Linked DNA regions of Homo sapiens: region 2 is linked to region 1. A link is an interaction called in ENCODE POLR2A ChIA-PET data of the cell type or tissue named here. Cell type or tissue: Panc1. All regions are shown on one strand. Links, peaks and the distances in the headings refer to the core of each region. The heading gives the core; the rest is flanking DNA.

Region 1 (8,065 bases), core at 1-5,000:
GGTTGAGACGAGGCATGGAAAAACCTGGGCAAGGTGCCTGGCACACAGTAGGTGCCCCAGGGGGCTCTGCAGGTCTCCCCACTCCCCAGGCACCCCTGGGAAGCCTAGCTGGGTTGCTGCTGTTGCTGGGAGCAGGGATCCTGTTTGGAATTACAGGATTCGTTCTACTCTAAGCATAGGCGTTGCTGGGCCCTGCCCCCAAGTCTCTCCTCTCCCAGGATCTGGGTGGCCCCTGCCACCCCTGAGGGCTGGACCAAGAGTTTCCTTCTTATCAGAAGGTCAGGACTACAATGTGCCTGCCTGGGAGGCAGATAGCGGATGGCAGTGGGCAGAGCCTGGGGCCCCACCCCCTGTCCTGGACCAGGGTCACTCAAGGCCCCACCTGCTTATTTCCTCTGGCGGCACCACTGCCGCTGTGGGCGGGGAGGCGGGCAGGGCTGCCCACATAGCCAGCTTGGCAGCGCTCTGGCTCTGGTGGGGGGCTGTATGTGGTGCGTGCTCACCCGGCCAGTGGTCTGTGTGTGCATGTGTCCGATGTGTCTGTGGTACGCCTCCACATCAGTGCCCACCCAGGGGCATGGGGCCCCCTGCACCTGTGTCCTGTAGCCTGCCTGGCCTTCCTGTGGGCCCCAGCCTTCTTGTCTGAGAAGTGGGTGAAGCGGGAGTGAGGACGGGCTCTGGGCCTTCCCCAGGTCTAGGGGCTGTGGGATGTTCGTCACCGGGTCTCAGACCATGGCCTGACCACAGTCCCATCATCTCATCCTGGGCAGCTCCCTGGACCCAGAGAGCCAAGAAAGGGGAGCCGGTGAAAGGTCATGTGTGGGCCGGGCGTGGTGGCTCGCACCTGTAATCCAGCAATTTGGGAGGCCGAGGCGGGTGGAACTCCTGAGCCTGACCAACATGGAGAAACCCCATCTCTACTAAAAATACAAAATTAGCCGGGAGTGGTGGTGCATGCCTGTAATCCCAGCCACTCAGGAGGCTGAGGCAGGAGAATTGCTTGAACCTGGAAGGCGGAGGTTGCGGTGAGACGAGATCGTGCTATTGCACTCCAGCCTGGGCAACAAGAGCAAAACTCCAACTCAAAAAAAAAAAAAAATAAAAAAAAATAAAAAAAATAAAAGAAAGGTCACGTGTGGAAGCTGTACCCCATCCGGGGCAACACTGCCTCCATCCACTTACCCGGAAAGCCTGACTTCCTCCTGACCCTGGAATGGCTGACATTAAGCCCCAGGAGGAGGACTTGACCTCTGACCCCTACCCTCTCTCTCTGGCCTCAGGTGAGGGAGATTCTGGGCCGCTGCACCTGCCCTGACCAGTTTCCCATGATCAAGGTCTCAGAGGGGAAGTACCGTGTGGGGGACTCGAGCCTGCTCATCTTTGTGCGGGTAAGGGCCTGGGGCCGCCCCAGCGGGCAGCAGCCAAGGTGGTGGGCTGCGGGGCGCCCGGGGCACAGCCGTGACCTGCCCACACCTGCAGGTGCTGAGGAGCCACGTGATGGTGCGAGTGGGTGGTGGCTGGGACACGCTGGAGCATTACCTGGACAAGCACGACCCGTGCCGCTGCTCCTCCACTGGTCAGTGCCAGGGTGGGGCTGGGGCTGGACGGGCAGGGGACTTGCTTCTGTGGCTCTGTCCCTCACATGCTGCCTGTCCTCTCTCCCCGCAGCTCATCGCCCACCCCAGCCGAGGGTCTGCACCTTTTCTCCACAGAGGGTGTCGCCCACCACCAGTCCCCGCCCTGCTAGCCCAGTCCCTGGGAGTGAGCGCCGGGGCTCCCGGCCTGAGATGACTCCCGTTAGCTTACGAAGCACAAAGGAGGGGCCCGAGACCCCACCCAGGTGAGATGCAGGAGGACGAGGAGTGAGGGGTCCAGAGGGTGGGGGGGCGTCAGCCCTGGCCTGCATGATGGGTTGCCTGTGCGCCAGAGTGACTCACACCCTGGGAAAAGTTCCCGTGGGTGGGGGCGGGCCTGGCTTCCCATCTCCATGGCAACCCAACCAAACCAACAACACAGCTGGGGCGGGCCCTGTGGCTGGGCGGCAGCCAGTCCAGCTCTTGCTTCCTCTGGCCCGTCCTGGGAAGGGGGGTGTCTAGAGCCCAGGAAACTTCTTCTTCCGTGGCTTTTGGGGCCCTGGGCCGCTGGAGGAAGCTGCTCACTTCTCCCTGGAAGTCCCCAGGACAGACCGATGCCCCTGACAGCCCCGTCCACCAGCCACATACCCTGCTGTTCCTCTCCCTGCCTGTTCTGCATGCCAGTCCTTCCGTGGTACCCCATCTGTCTCTATTGTCCCCCTGCCCCAGGCCCCGGGATCAGCTGCCCCCCCATCCCCGCTCCCGCCGCTACTCCGGGGACAGTGACTCCTCAGCCTCCTCCGCCCAGAGCGGCCCCCTTGGTACCCGCAGTGATGACACAGGCACTGGCCCCCGGAGGGAGCGACCCAGCCGGCGGCTGACCACAGGCACCCCGGCCTCTCCGAGACGGCCTCCTGCCCTGCGCAGCCAGTCCCGAGACCGGCTGGATCGCGGCCGGCCCCGGGGGGCCCCAGGAGGCAGGGGAGCCCAGCTGTCGGTCCCCAGCCCTGCCCGGCGGGCCCGGAGCCAGAGCCGCGAGGAGCAGGCTGTGCTGCTTGTGCGCAGGGATCGAGACGGGCAGCACTCATGGGTGCCAAGGGGCAGGGGCAGTGGGGGCTCGGGCAGGAGCACCCCCCAGACTCCCCGTGCCCGCAGCCCTGCAGCACCCCGGCTTTCCCGGGTCTCCAGCCCCAGTCCAGAGTTGGGCACCACACCGGCCAGCATCTTCCGCACACCCCTGCAGCTCGACCCGCAGCAGGAGCAGCAGCTGTTCCGGCGCCTGGAAGAGGAGTTCCTGGCCAATGCCCGGGCCCTTGAGGCTGTTGCTAGCGTGACCCCCACTGGACCAGCCCCTGACCCAGCTCGGGCCCCCGACCCTCCAGCTCCTGACTCTGCCTATTGTTCCTCCAGTTCCTCCTCTTCGTCCCTCAGCGTCCTGGGTGGCAAATGTGGCCAACCTGGGGACTCTGGCCGGACGGCCAATGGGCTGCCTGGGCCCCGAAGCCAAGCCCTTTCCAGCTCCTCCGATGAAGGCAGCCCCTGCCCTGGCATGGGGGGGCCACTAGATGCACCTGGGAGCCCCCTGGCTTGCACTGAACCCTCGAGGACCTGGGCACGGGGTCGGATGGACACACAGCCAGACCGTAAACCCTCACGTATCCCCACGCCTCGGGGCCCCCGCCGCCCCTCCGGACCCGCAGAGCTGGGGACATGGCATGCCCTGCACTCAGTCACCCCGAGGGCTGAGCCAGATTCCTGGATGTGATGGACCAGCTCAGCTGTCCCCAGACCCCATCCCTTCTCCTTTTCCTTTGTGGCCTTAACCCTTCTGCATCAGGGAGCCCCCTCTGCCTCTTGAGTACCAGACCTCATGGGACCAGACCCCTTGGGACCACATGGCACAATGGGACCTCTGTTGTACATTCCGGTTGGGGGATGAGCGTTGCTATTTAATTACTAATATTATTGAATGCCTTAGAGGAGGCCGGGCGAGCCCGGTGTTCTGAAGACCTGTGGCCCAGCAGAGCCTCTGACAGTAAAGTTTTGCTCCAGCCACCTGTCTGTTTCTTGGGGACTCCACCTTGGGGCCATTCAGACCCTTTCGAGGACCCTGGAGTTAACTGCCTGGAGGCCAAGCCTGGCAACTCTGACCTCTAGGCTTAAGGCGTTATCCCGCCCAGCCCAGAAATCCCAGGCGCACTCAAATTATTTTCCCTTTTATTATCCCGTGGTAGGTGTGGCATAAAGAATATGTCCAGTGAAGCTCCAGGAGCAGGCTGCGTGTTTCCAGTCAAGTTCATAGCCAAGTCCTTTCCATCCAATGGGATTGTGACCCATTGAGGTCCCAGAAAGGACTGGTCATCTCCAATGGAGCTTGGGACCTGGTTGGGTCCAATGAGGTTCAAAAGGGGGCCAGTCGCTTAGGAGACTGGGTTGGAGCTTTCCTCATCCAATCAGGGCGGAGACTTCCCTGTCCAGTCCCAGTGAAGTTGGGCGATCCCGTCCAATCCAGGTCCCTGATTGTCCCAGTCACAAGGTGGGGCCCATGGATGGCACTGTCCGATCGGGTCACATGAGGCTGCAGCGCGCGGGATGCAGCGCCCCCTGCAGGCGCAGGGCCGGGTGTGCAGGGCGCGCGCGCACCAGAGCGCAGCGCAGCAGCTCGCGGAAGAGACGCAGCACGTGCCAGTTGTACTTGGCGGAGCACTCGAGGTAGCCGCAGCGCCAGCCCCTGCGCACTAGGGCGGCCAGCGCGCGCCGCGGTCCGAAGCGCAGCCGCTGCCTGTCCCGCTTGTTGCCTACCACGAGGATGGGCGCTTCGGGCGCGCCCGCCGGCCTGGGGGCCGAATGGAGATGAGAGACGCGGGGACCCCACGGCCGGAGAATTCCCCCAGTGGGTATACACACGCAGGCGCATTCCCTTCCTACGGCCAGAGACACCGCCCCCCCCGCCGCCCCAACGAAACCCCAGGCCCATGTGGGCCAAAGAGCACATACAGCTTAAGACCTTCCCACGGGCGAAGGCCTAAGACCCGGCCCACGACGTTGGGAGACCCTACACACTCTCCTCAGGCAAAGGCCCTGCCAGACCTGTCCTAGCTCCCCACCGCCAGAACTGCCGGGCCCCTACCTGGTCTCCGCGATGCGCTGCCGCAGGGCCTTCACGTAGTCGAAACTGTCCGGGCTGCAGATGTCGTAGACGAGCACGAAGGCGTCCGTGTCCTGCAAGCTCCAGTCCTTAGCGTCTGGCCACTCCTGGGGACAGGAGGCCAGGGTTTGCGGAAGCCTCCTTTCCACTCTTCCGCTCTCGAACCCTCTGCAGGGGCCTGGACGCTAATCCTCAGGCCAACATCACCCCCATACAGACCTCTGTGCCCCTCCCCCAAGCTTTCCGGGCCGTCTCCTCATGACCACCAGGGTAAAATTTTCCAAATCGTGCCTGGAGCCTGTCAGCCAGCCTCCTTCATCCTTGGTCTCCCCTCTGTTTACCCCGAATCTTCCTCTTTTCAGCTTTCCCCAACTCGGCTCAGGCCGCTCTCCTCCCTAGATGCTCTCGGTGCTTACCACGGCCTCTAAGACTAATTCCAAAGCCCTTGGCCCGAGTCCCGTGGTCCACCACGCCCCCAGATTGTCAGCTGTAACCGTTTATGACCGTAGCGTAAGCACCTGCTGGTCTTTCCACCTGGTATGTTTTTGCCACTTCCTTTACTCAGAACTTCACTCGGTCTTCCAGGTTCAGCTCAAATGCCACTCCCTCCAGGAAGCCCTGCTTAATCCTGCCTGCTCTTTCCTCTTCACTGCTCTAGGGTCGGAGGTCTGTCCTTTACTTTGCACAAATTACTAAACGAGTCTTCGCTCCAGGGGACAAAAATGATAGGGCAGAGAATGAACCCCTCCACCAGCCCCCGTAGAAAGTACACCCCTGCTCCTGACCCCAGTCTCTCCCATTGTAGCTCTGCTCAAGGCCCCAAACACAAAACGCCACACTCTCGGGAAGGCACCGTTATGCACCACCAAGAGCTGCTCCACACCCCCAGCCGAGGCAGGCAAAGGTGGAGGCGCTCACAGGAGCAAGGGAACGCCCCTGGGCAAAATCGCCCGGCCTCCAGCCTGGGCTTGGGCGTCTCCAGGTCGGCGGGAAGGGCTGAAACGCAAGTATCCCAGGACGCACACACATCCCTCCATCCCGGAGCACAGCCAGGCGCCCGAGGCCTCCACGCGGACACGCACGTGTGCACCGAGCACGCACACCCCTCACACTGTCACACGCCCCTGCCCGCTCCTCGAGCCGCTACCTCCGGACCCCCGGGGCTCGAGCCGGGGCCAGCGACGTCGCCGTCGCGGATGCTCAAGTCGTAGACGGCGCCGTCGAGCAGCACCGCGGGTCGGTAGAGGCGCGGCCCGTCCGTGGGCCGGTGGCGCTCGGGGTAGTCACCGAACAGGAACTGGCGGATGATGGCCGTCTTGCCCACGCCCGGGGCGCCTAGAACGGCCACCCGCAGGCTACCCCCCATGGCCGGCCGGCGCTGTCGCTCCCCGCGCTGGAAAGCCTCATGGGCCGGCGCCGCACCGTGCGCCCCCAGGCCGTGCGCCCCGCGCGCCCTGCCCGGTGCGCCACGGCCCCGTCGCGCTTCTCGTCGCCCCTCGGAGCACCGAGACCGGAGAGGGCAGGCCCGAGGCAGGAGCTGGCGGCGGGAGGGCAGACAGACAGCCGAGTGGGCAGACAGGTGGCGGGCGCGCGAGCGGCTCGGGCGGGTGCCGAAGCTCGAGAGAGAGCAGAGCCGGAGCGGCGCTCAGACACCGCCTCCGCCCCGCAGCGCCAACCCAGGCGCCGGCGGACGCGCGAGGCGCCGAAGTCCGCCCCTCTCGCGGCGCGGGTCCCGCAGCGGTGCGGGGCGCGGGGGGCAGCGCTGCCTCCCGGAGCCTCTGTGCCTCTATCCTTCTCTCGCTTCCGCGCCTGGAGTCGCCGCCCCAGCCGCCGGCGCGAGCGAGCGGGGCCTCCCGGAGGCGGCGATGAGGTAACCGCCCGCCCCTCCCACCTTCCCCCACCGCCCAGGACGCCCCTCCCAGGAAGGGTCGCAGGAAGGTGACTGGGGGACAGAGATCCCGGAGAGGGCCTACCCCTTCCTTACCTCCTCCGCGTGTCCCGCTCCTCTCACCCGCTCCAAAATAGAAGCCCCTTCCCACCCACTGCCGCGGCCGCTCTTCCAAACACTGCTCGCCCCCACGCTGGCTCCCGACAAGCCCCGGCCCCCGGAGTCAGGCCGCCCGGGGTCCGAATTGGGGGGGGCGGCTGTGTGACCTTGGGCGAATCGCCGCACTGCGCTGGGTCTGCGCTCCGCATCCATCACAGGCAGACTCCTCAAGAGGCTCCAACCTTTTCTTGAGAGCCTACTATGTGCCAGGCCCATTACCTACGTGATTCTCGAACCTACAGCCTCAGCCTGGCATCGCTGGTTGAGAGAAGAGGAAACAGGCCCGAGAGGGGAATCTGCAAGGTTAGAAGGGCAGTGGGGGGGCCCTTGAAGTCTCCTTTGAAGTCCCTCCTACCTTCCTCCTGCCCACGGGGGTAAATGGCCCACACTAGACAATATTCAAACAGCCGTCCTCGAGGGGAAGTGGGGACAGAGGGTGCCGAGACCACAGCAGCTTAGCCCCAGATCCCTGTCCCAGCAAGGCTGGAGGTGACTAAATAAAGATCCAGAAATTGGCCCACTCCACCTCCATCACTACTAAGGTCACCTTTCCTGCGTGAGTTGCAACCCGTAGCGCCCCTCAAAGGGATGCAACCTCCAAAACAGGCGCCCAGAGCCCAAGTTCCCCCTCCCTCGAGCTAGTGGAGAAGCTCCTGCCCCATCACAGCTTGGAAAGCCTGGGTTAGCCCAGCCCCCCCATCCTCCGCCTCTGCTCTCCTCCCCGCTGTGTGGGGGCTCCCACGTCTCTGACCTGCACATGGCAATGCTCAAGAAATGGCGGCAATGCTCAAGAAATGGCCGCAATGCACAGATCTCTGCACTGACTAAGGAGTTCATTTATTTATCCCCTCAACAAATATTCCAAATCTTATTGCTTGTCAGGAGGCTGAGATAGATTTAAAAAACAGAAAACAGGAAAAAAAAAAAAAGTTCTGCTTTGGGAGAGAAGGTTCTAGAACACATGGGATCTAGGGACTGTCAAAGCACAGACAATGTGCCCACACCAGCCCAGGGGAAGTAGAGGAGCTAAATCCTGAAGGGGGAGGAGGCACATCCTCCAGGGAGCCTGTATAATGACAACCAGAAAGTGTCTCCAGAACAATGGCTGTGCTTTCATCCTCCCATGCTAGATCGGGGGCTGGGGTCCGCTTTCACTCCTCTCCTCAGCCACTAGGAAGCTCAGAACCACCTCTGTCTAGTGTTCCAGGTCTTCTAGCTCAGTGAGTGGGGACTGCTGGCTTCATCTTTCTTTCCTACCATGATTTTTCCCTTCACTTGATGTCCTCTTTCACGTTG
Region 2 (8,065 bases), core at 1,295-6,294, 200 kb after region 1:
AAATTAGCCGCACACTTATAATCCCAGCTCTTGGGAGGCTAAGGCAGGAGAATCACTTAAACCGATGAGGTAGAGGTTGCAGTGAGCTGAGATTGCGCCCTTGCACTCTAGCCTGGGCGACAGAGCAAGGCTCAAAAAATAAAAATAAAAAAATACACTTCCTTGGTGCATCTCAGGTCAATTGAGTCAGAATATTTGGAATGGGACTTGGGTGTCTGTGTTTCTAATCAGGTGCCAGGATGGGTGACTCCCACACAGGCTGAAGTTCGAGGACCTCTGAGCTAGAGAGTACCTGCCTTTGGAATTCAAAGGACTGATGTGGACTGAGGGTAGCGGTGGTGATTTAACAGCCACCAAAGGTACCATTCTCTTCTCCTTGCTAGGCTCAGGTTTCTTTTCTTTTTCTGAATGGGGACTCACTATATTACACAGGCTGGTCTTGAACTCCTGGGCTCAAGCAATCCTCCTGCCTCAGCCTTCTGAATGGCTTGGATTATAGGCATGAGCCACCACGCCCAGCAAGGATCAGGTTTTCATCCGTAAAATGAACGGCCCTGCTAGGGGCAGGAATTTATTACTTAGCTCTTACTCTTAAAATCCTTATCCCTGGGATACTCAGTGGTCGGCAGAGAGACCTGGAGGAATAGCTTTTATACTGGAGGTCTGCATTATCCATGGAAAATCAGTAAAAGTCCACTTAGGGGGAATATGCTTATGATGGGAACCAAGCTTAACAGCATGTTGTGGGGGGATAAAGTTTCATCAGGACAATCACAAAAAATAAAATGTGTTTCCTCTTGGAGTTAGCAAACTATATCTGCAACTATGTAATAATTCTCAAATATTTTTACATTTCTACATCTTTTTTTTTTTTTCCAAGACGGAGTCTTGCTCTGTTGTCCAGATGGTGCAGTGGCACCATCTCGGCTCAGTGCAACCTCCGCCTCGGGGATTCAAGCAATTCTCCTGCCTCAGCCTCCCGAGTGGCTGGGATTACAGGCGCGCACCACCATGCCCAGCTAATTTTTGTATTTTTAGTAGAGACGGGGTTTCACCATGTTGGCCAGGCTGGTCTTGAACTCCTGATCTCAGGTGATCCGCCCACCAGCCTCCCAAAGTACTGATATTAAAGGCGTAAGCCACTGTGCCCAGCCCATCTTATTTTTTAAAATGAAGAATGGAGTACTGATGGTGGGGTCAAGATACACTTTTTGACAAAACTGTCCAAGAATAGTCTATGCCATCCTTTACTTTGACTTGCAGGAGTATTACAAAGGATGTAATTTTATGAACATTTTAAAGGTTGTTACCTATCTTCCCAAGACTTCTCTTAATCAAATAATTATATTTTGAGGCACTTTTGTCATTACCTTAAAGACTCTACTCAGGCCGGGTGTGGTGGCTCATGCCTATAATCCTAGCACTTTGGGAGGCCGAGGTGGGAGGATCATTTGAGCCCAGGAGTTTGAGACCAGCCTGGGAAAAATAGTGGGATCCCGCCTCTACAAAAAATTTAAAAATTAGCCAGAAATGGTGGCACACACCTGTGGTCCCAGCTACTTGGGAGGCTGAGGCAGGAGGATCACTTGAACCCAGGAGAGGTTGAGGCGGCAGTGAGCTGTGTTCGTGCCACTGCACTCCAGCCTGGACAACAGAGCAAGACCCTGTCTCAATAAAAAAAAAATATTCTCCTCAAATGTTACCTGGTCTCACTGTCCTGTATCTCTGTATGTGATTGATTCTCCAACACCACTCTCGCCATCTCCATGAAATCCTGTAAGACTTAGAATTACTCTCTGTGAAGTACAGTTGATCTCTGAACAATAGTTTGGACTCTGTGGGTCTATTATATGCAGATTTCTTTTTTTAAAATTTTTTAGAGATAGGGACTCGCATTGTTTCCCAGGCTGGAGTACAGTACAGGCACGATGAATAGCTCACTGCTACCTTGAACTCCTGGACTCCAGTCATCCGCCCACCTCAGCCTTCTGAGTAACTGGGACTATTGGTGCATACCACCACACCTGGCTGATTTTTAAATTTTTTGTAGATACAGGGTCTCTCACTACGTTGCCCAGGCTGGACCTGAACTCCTGGCCTCAAGGGATCCTCCCGCCTTAGCTTTCCAAAGTACTAGGATTACAGTCATGAGTCCCTGCACAGATTTTGTTCAATAAAAATAACAGTGGTGCCTGCCTCCCCCTCCACCTCCCCCACTTTTTCTGCCTCTGCCATCCCTGAGACACCAAGACCAACCCCTCCTCTTCCTTAGACTATTCAACCCTGAGACAGTATGTGAAGACCTTTATGGTGATCCACTTCTACTTAATAGTAGATATATATTTTCTTCCTTATGGCTTTCTTATTTATTTATTTTTGAGACGGAGTCTCACTCTCGCCCAAGCCGGAGCGCAGGAGCGTGATCTTGGCTTACTGCAACCTCTGCCTCATGGGTTCAAGTAATTCTGCCTCAGCCTCCTGAGTAACTGGGACTACAGGCATGCGCCACCACGCTTGGCTAATTTCCATGTTTTTAGTAGAGACAGGGTTTCACCATGTCGGCCAGGCTGGTCTCAAACTCCTGACCTCAAGTGATCCACCCGCCTTGGCCTCCCAAAGTGCTGGGATTACAGACGTGAGCCACTGCACTCAGGCCCCCTTGTGACTTTCCTTATAACATTTTCTTTTCTCTAGTTTACTGTATTGTAAGAATACAGTGTATAAGATACAAAATATATACTGAAAATATGTACTGACTATGTTAGCAGTAAGTAACTACTAATAGCATACTACTGGTCAACAGCAGGCTATTAGTTAAGTTTTTAGGGAGTCAAAAGTTATACACGGATTTTTCAACTGTGCAGGGCAGGGGGTGTTGGTGCCCCTAACCCCTGAGTTGTTCAAGGATCAACTGAGTTTGTCTTCTGTTTGCACTGCACTGTCAGACATTTATAACATCCAACGATCAGAGACAATTTGTCCATCGGCAACCCTGACAGGACTAATGGGAAGAGCGGGTGGGGAGGGAAGAGTTTTGCTTTTTGTGCTCTGCTGCCTTTGGCTTCTCCTACCACCTCTTAACAGCAGGAACTTGGGATAATAAATACAAGATCATGAGGACCTCACCCCGCAAAGCACAAATAGGGTGTGCGTAGACAAGAGGTGAGCATCTCTCTGCAGAATTGGAATCTTTTTCCACTCTGCTTTTATTGGCTGCTGAGAAAAAGTCTCTCTACAAATGCTTTTTCACACTGTGTCACAGCTCCCACCTGCCCTTCCAGACTGCAAAGCCACCTTGCCAGGAACCACAGACAAAGGCCACTGGTCAGGTGACGCTTTTTAATTGGCTGGTGTCTTTGGAGAATATCAAGAGTCACATGTGGGCCAGAGCAGAAAGCAGAAGCCCAGTGCTCAGGGTGAGGCCTTGGGGGAAACAACGGTCTGCGCGGGAGATCAGCGATGGCTGAAGAATCCCTGAGGATGGTTGTATTTAAATGGCTTCATCCTGCTAGGACCCCTAGAGAAATAGGAGAACGGAGTTGTTAATAACACACCTTCTAGGCTGATAAAATAAATTATGGTTCATTCACACAAGGGAAAAAGAAGAGGCAGAGTTACATGACACAGAATGTTGTTGAGAAAAGCATACGGCAGAACAACATATAAGGTGCGATACTATTTTTGTAAAAATGTCTTTTTGTGCTTGCAAATGAGTGAACACAAACTTGGAAAGGCCCTCACTGACAGTGGCACTTCGGGGACATAGCTTTAGGCACCCTCACTTTTTAGGATTGTTCCTTTTTTTATTTTTTGAGACGGAGTCTCTGTGTCGCCCAGGCTGGAGTGCAGTGGCGTGATCTCGGCTCACTGCAACCCCTGCTTCCCGGGTTCAAAGGATTTTTGTACCTCAGCCTCCCAAGTAGCTGGGATTACAGGCATGCACCACCACGCCCGGGTTTAGGTTGAGGTTTAGTTTAGGTTTTGCCATGTTGGCCAGGCTGGTGGAACTCCTGGCCTCAGGTCTCTTGCTGCCCATGCCAGCACTCTGCATCCTGGCCGGAGAGCCTTGCCTCTCACATCTACCGGCCATAGAGTTAACTGGATCTGAGTCACTGAAGGAGCACCTTCCCAGAATGCTGACAGAGGAGCTCAGCCTGGAGACACAACAAAGCCCTTCAAGAATGGGGTCCTTTGGCCGGGAGGTGGAGGTTGCAGTGAGCCGAGATCATGCTACTACACTCCAGCCTGGGCGACAGAGTGAGACTCTGTCTCAAAAAAAAAAAAAAAAAGAAAAAAGAAAAAGAAATGGGTCCTTTGGGAACCACTGGAGAAGAGGAAATCAATGCTGGCCATGTGAGAATTCCCACCCTGGCAATGTGCTAGAATGGGCTGGGCAGGTGAGAAGAGCAGAGGTCTCACACAAGCCCTCTAGGGAGAGAGCAAGTCCTAGAAGGTGCCAGCATCTGGCCACCAGCTCCACCTCCCAGCAGCCACTCAGAGCTGGAACTGGTTATTATGAGATAACATAATGAACCAGGCCAGTGGAGGTGTCAGATGAGGTGAAAGGATGCTGGGACTGCTTCTAGGGGCTAGAACTGGCTGTCTGAGAACAAGGTGAGGGAGAGGTAAGGCACTGTTTAGACTGACAGGGAACAGAGAACAAGGTGAGGGAGAGGTAAGGCACTGCTTAGACTGACAGGGAACAGAGAACAAGGTAAGGGAGAGGTAAGGCACTGCTTAGACTGACAGGGAACAGAGAACAAGGTGAGGGAGAGGTAAGGCACTGCTTAGACTGACAGGGAACAGAGAACAAGGTGAGGGAGAGGTAAGGCACTGCTTAGACTGACAGGGAACAGAGAACAAGGTGAGGGAGAGGTAAGGCACTGCTTAGACTGACAGGGAACAGAGAACAAGGTGAGGGAGAGATAAGGCACTGTGTAGACTGACAGGGAACAAGGGGGGATGTTCTGATTAGAAACAGATTATCACTCTTCTTCCTTCCCAAACACTGCTCCCCGCCAACCTCATGCAGAAGGGAAGGGATGCCTGAGCAGTGAAATCTGCAGTTTTGAAACTGACTCTTAAAAGAACATGAGTTAGAGGCTGAAAGGGAAATAAAGGACCCAAAATGAAAGAGAAAGGAAAAGTAGCTGGAAGTGCCATGAGCCCAGACACTCTTGAGTACCAAGCTGTCAGGAACTGCTGGCATTTTCCGAGTCCCAGTCCTGTGCCAGGACTTTATATGAATTACTTCTGCTTCATCATGAGCTAGAAGGTATTACTTTCACCATTTCTGTCTTTAGAAAATAGGGGTCAGGCACAATGGCTCATGCCTGTAATCCCAGCACTTTGGGAGGCTGAGACAAGCTGATCACTTGAGCCTAGGAGTTTGAGACCAGCCTGGCTAATATGGTGAAACCCCATCTCTACAAAAAAATTTAAAAATTAGTTGCGTGTGGCGGTGCATGTCTGTGGTCCCAGCTACTAGGGAGGCTGAGGCGGAAGGATCGTTTGAGCTCCAGAGGTCAAGACTGCAAGGCTACAGTGGGCTATGATCATGCTGCTGCACTCCAGTCTGGGCAAGAGAGTAAGACCGTGTCTCAAAGAAAAGGAAACAAACAAACAAAAAGCTGGAGGAGGGCTCAGAGCTAAGCAGAACTGACTCTTCTAAGGTCAGCAGCAAAACAGAGATCTGCACTCCTATCTGTTTTACTTTGAAGCTGGTTCCTTCTGTGCCACCTGACTGCCTAAGCTGTGATTCTCACTGACAGGACAGTACCCTAGAAAGACCACAGCAGACTCCCTGGGGACAGGCGAGGATGCACACAGTTTAAAAAGCTTATTTGGACACTAAAAAGCAAACAAACTCTATTGTTTTCCACAGAAAGTATAGAAAATAAAGTTCAGCCAAATCCTCTTGGCTCAGACCTGGCACTAACACCTTCAGGAGGTGTTAGTGAAAAACAGGTGGACCAGAGTGATAGGCATCGGCTGCAGGGGAAGTTTCAGGAAGGAAGAAGCAAGCTCTCCCCAGAAAATCTGGCTCTGATCTCTGTCCCACATCACCATGAGAAGTCACCAGAGCCCCAACCCTCTCCTCACCTGAAGAGCCGCAGACACATCTTCTCCTGGGGAAATTCCTTGGGCCCCTCCACACTGTCGTCATGGCTCTCGGTCTCCAGGTAAACATCCAGCAGCACACACAGCCGCTGCAGCTGGTTGGTCAACAGCTGGTGGCTGGGCCAAGGGCCACACAGCTCCTTGTAGCACACATTGACTTCGCCCTCCATGGCCTGTGTGATAGGAAAGCCAGCATCTCAGCACTACCTTCCTGCATGTGGGGGACCACACTGGCCAGGCTTCCGTCCCTGGATGGGCCCGAGCGCTGATGCCTCTGCAGGGGCTGGGCCAGGGGCTAGGCCATCAGATCAAGCTAGACTGGCTTGTCCTCAGGCCCCCTCATCAAGACAATGAGGTCTTCCTGATTCTGACCCATAGCTTTCCCTGCCTCATATGCCCACAGCCAGGAAAACAGAGGTGTGCAGGGAAGCAGTCTCAAAATAAGACCTAAGTCAGAAGATGTTGGTTAAAAACGTGTTCCATGGCATGTTTGACTTAGTAGCAGCAATGCTGATTAACAACTGCAATGCTGATTAACAGCTGCAATGCTGATTAACAACTGCAGTGATGTCATTCCTCATGTCATTCCAGTGCTTCTATAATGCTTCAGAGCTTATTCACATTTTTTATAGGAGCCCAAGCCAATAACCTTTCAAGGTAGGTATTTCTCCTTACTCTCTAAGTGGGGAAACCTGTGGACCCCAAGGTAGGCAAGTAGGTCTGGGCTCTTTCCTCTAGTACACCACACAAGCTCCAGCAAATTCTGCAAATCCTGGCACAACCTTCTGTTTTGGGAATTAAGGCAGTGCCCAAGTCCTCAGCTGCAGTGGGTTCTGCCACGGCCACCTCCCCCGGGAGCTCTGCCTGCTCCTCCTGTCATCCCCAGCTGGGTCTTACCCGAATGTTGTCATCGTTGCTGTTGGTTTTCTCCCCTTTCCAGTTCAAACAGAGCTGGAAAACAGGTGGGATGGAGGAGTAGCCAGGGTTCAACACCACAGCGGCCTGCAGTTTGGCTGGGAAGAGAGGAGAGAGGGGAAATGCGCAGTTCTAAGACTCAGCTTGCCAGCCATGGCAGCCTCCCCACTGCACCCCTGAGGCTAGCTCAGATGTCTCCTATTAATCTGAATGCTGCAGAGTATATTCTGGTACCAACTGTTCCAGAATGTCCTAAGTGGAATTGCCAGCTTGCAGAATGTGAGGTCCTATAATTGGTCTCTCCAAGGACTTTGACATATTTACTGTGCCACAAAGCTGCGGACTCCCCAGAGTCTGGTCCACCTTGGCTCTCTCCATGAGTTCTATTTGCTACTTTGATAGAAGTGTAATTGTCATTTCTTTATTTGCCAGCAAGCTAAGGTTTTCTCCATGTGAAAGCTTACTAATTTTTCAACAATACTGTGTATCAACTATCACATCAAATATATTTTCTCTATTTTCTTCATTTGATTTTTACATACTTTGTTACATAAAATTCTGTATACTAGCCAACATGTAGAGAGTCCTTACTGTATCCCAGGCACTGTGCTAAACCCTCTAGACACATTTTATTTCATCCTAACAATAATTCTATGAGTTAGGTACTATTATCCTCATCCTCATTTTACACATAAAGAAACAGGCTCTGACAGAAACTTCCCTACCATCAAATAGTTGGAAGGTAGCAGTGCTGAGTTTAACCAGAACTGGCTGATATCAAAGCTGTGTTCATAATCATTAAACAAAATATTTGTGTTTTTGAACATACTCATTTATTCTCTGGTGAAAGCCTTTGCCTTTTTCAACAGGAAGACATTTATCTTCTCAAGTGGGATAGGTATGCCATTCCTTTTTAGTTATTTTTAGGGGGGAGACTTTCACTCTCTGACCACTAGTTATTCAAATAACAGAGGAGAGGAGAGGTTAACACAATTCTTCCCTAACAGTCAGAACATTAATTAAAAAGTTG

What was found. Peaks named below come from ENCODE experiments on the same cell type or tissue, not always from the same donor. Only the 100,000 strongest peaks of a DNase experiment are listed, where the experiment ranks them.
Region 2: POLR2A ChIA-PET joins it to region 1 with 12 read pairs; 2 of 35 experiments call an interaction of 5 or more read pairs at or near these places.

What each region holds. Positions count from the first base shown.
Region 1 is chr22:29,309,159-29,317,223 of GRCh38, forward strand. It overlaps GAS2L1 (growth arrest specific 2 like 1), which reads left to right. Exons shown (of 6, transcript NM_001362985.3): 3 at 1,281-1,388; 4 at 1,480-1,576; 5 at 1,669-1,840; 6 at 2,304-3,629. The coding sequence ends at 3,339. It overlaps RASL10A (RAS like family 10 member A), which reads right to left and starts at 6,539. Exons shown (of 3, transcript NM_006477.5): 1 at 5,870-6,539; 2 at 4,705-4,829; 3 at 3,775-4,410. The coding sequence starts at 6,088. The coding sequence ends at 4,143. RefSeq lists enhancers at 1,834-1,983, 4,926-5,730, 5,731-6,535. In Panc1, for the core only: CTCF peaks have their summits at 4,186 (motif pointing left) and 4,390; a DNase peak (open chromatin) is centred at 1,979; H3K4me3 peaks cover 474 bases; H3K27ac peaks cover 390 bases.
Region 2 is chr22:29,505,004-29,513,068 of GRCh38, forward strand. It overlaps THOC5 (THO complex subunit 5), which reads right to left. Exons shown (of 20, transcript NM_003678.5): 18 at 7,018-7,133; 19 at 6,103-6,293; 20 at 876-3,517. The coding sequence ends at 3,454. Among named protein-coding and RNA genes, the nearest start is that of NEFH, 29 kb to the left of the region's middle. In Panc1, for the core only: no CTCF peak of the experiment used is centred there; no DNase peak of the experiment used is centred there.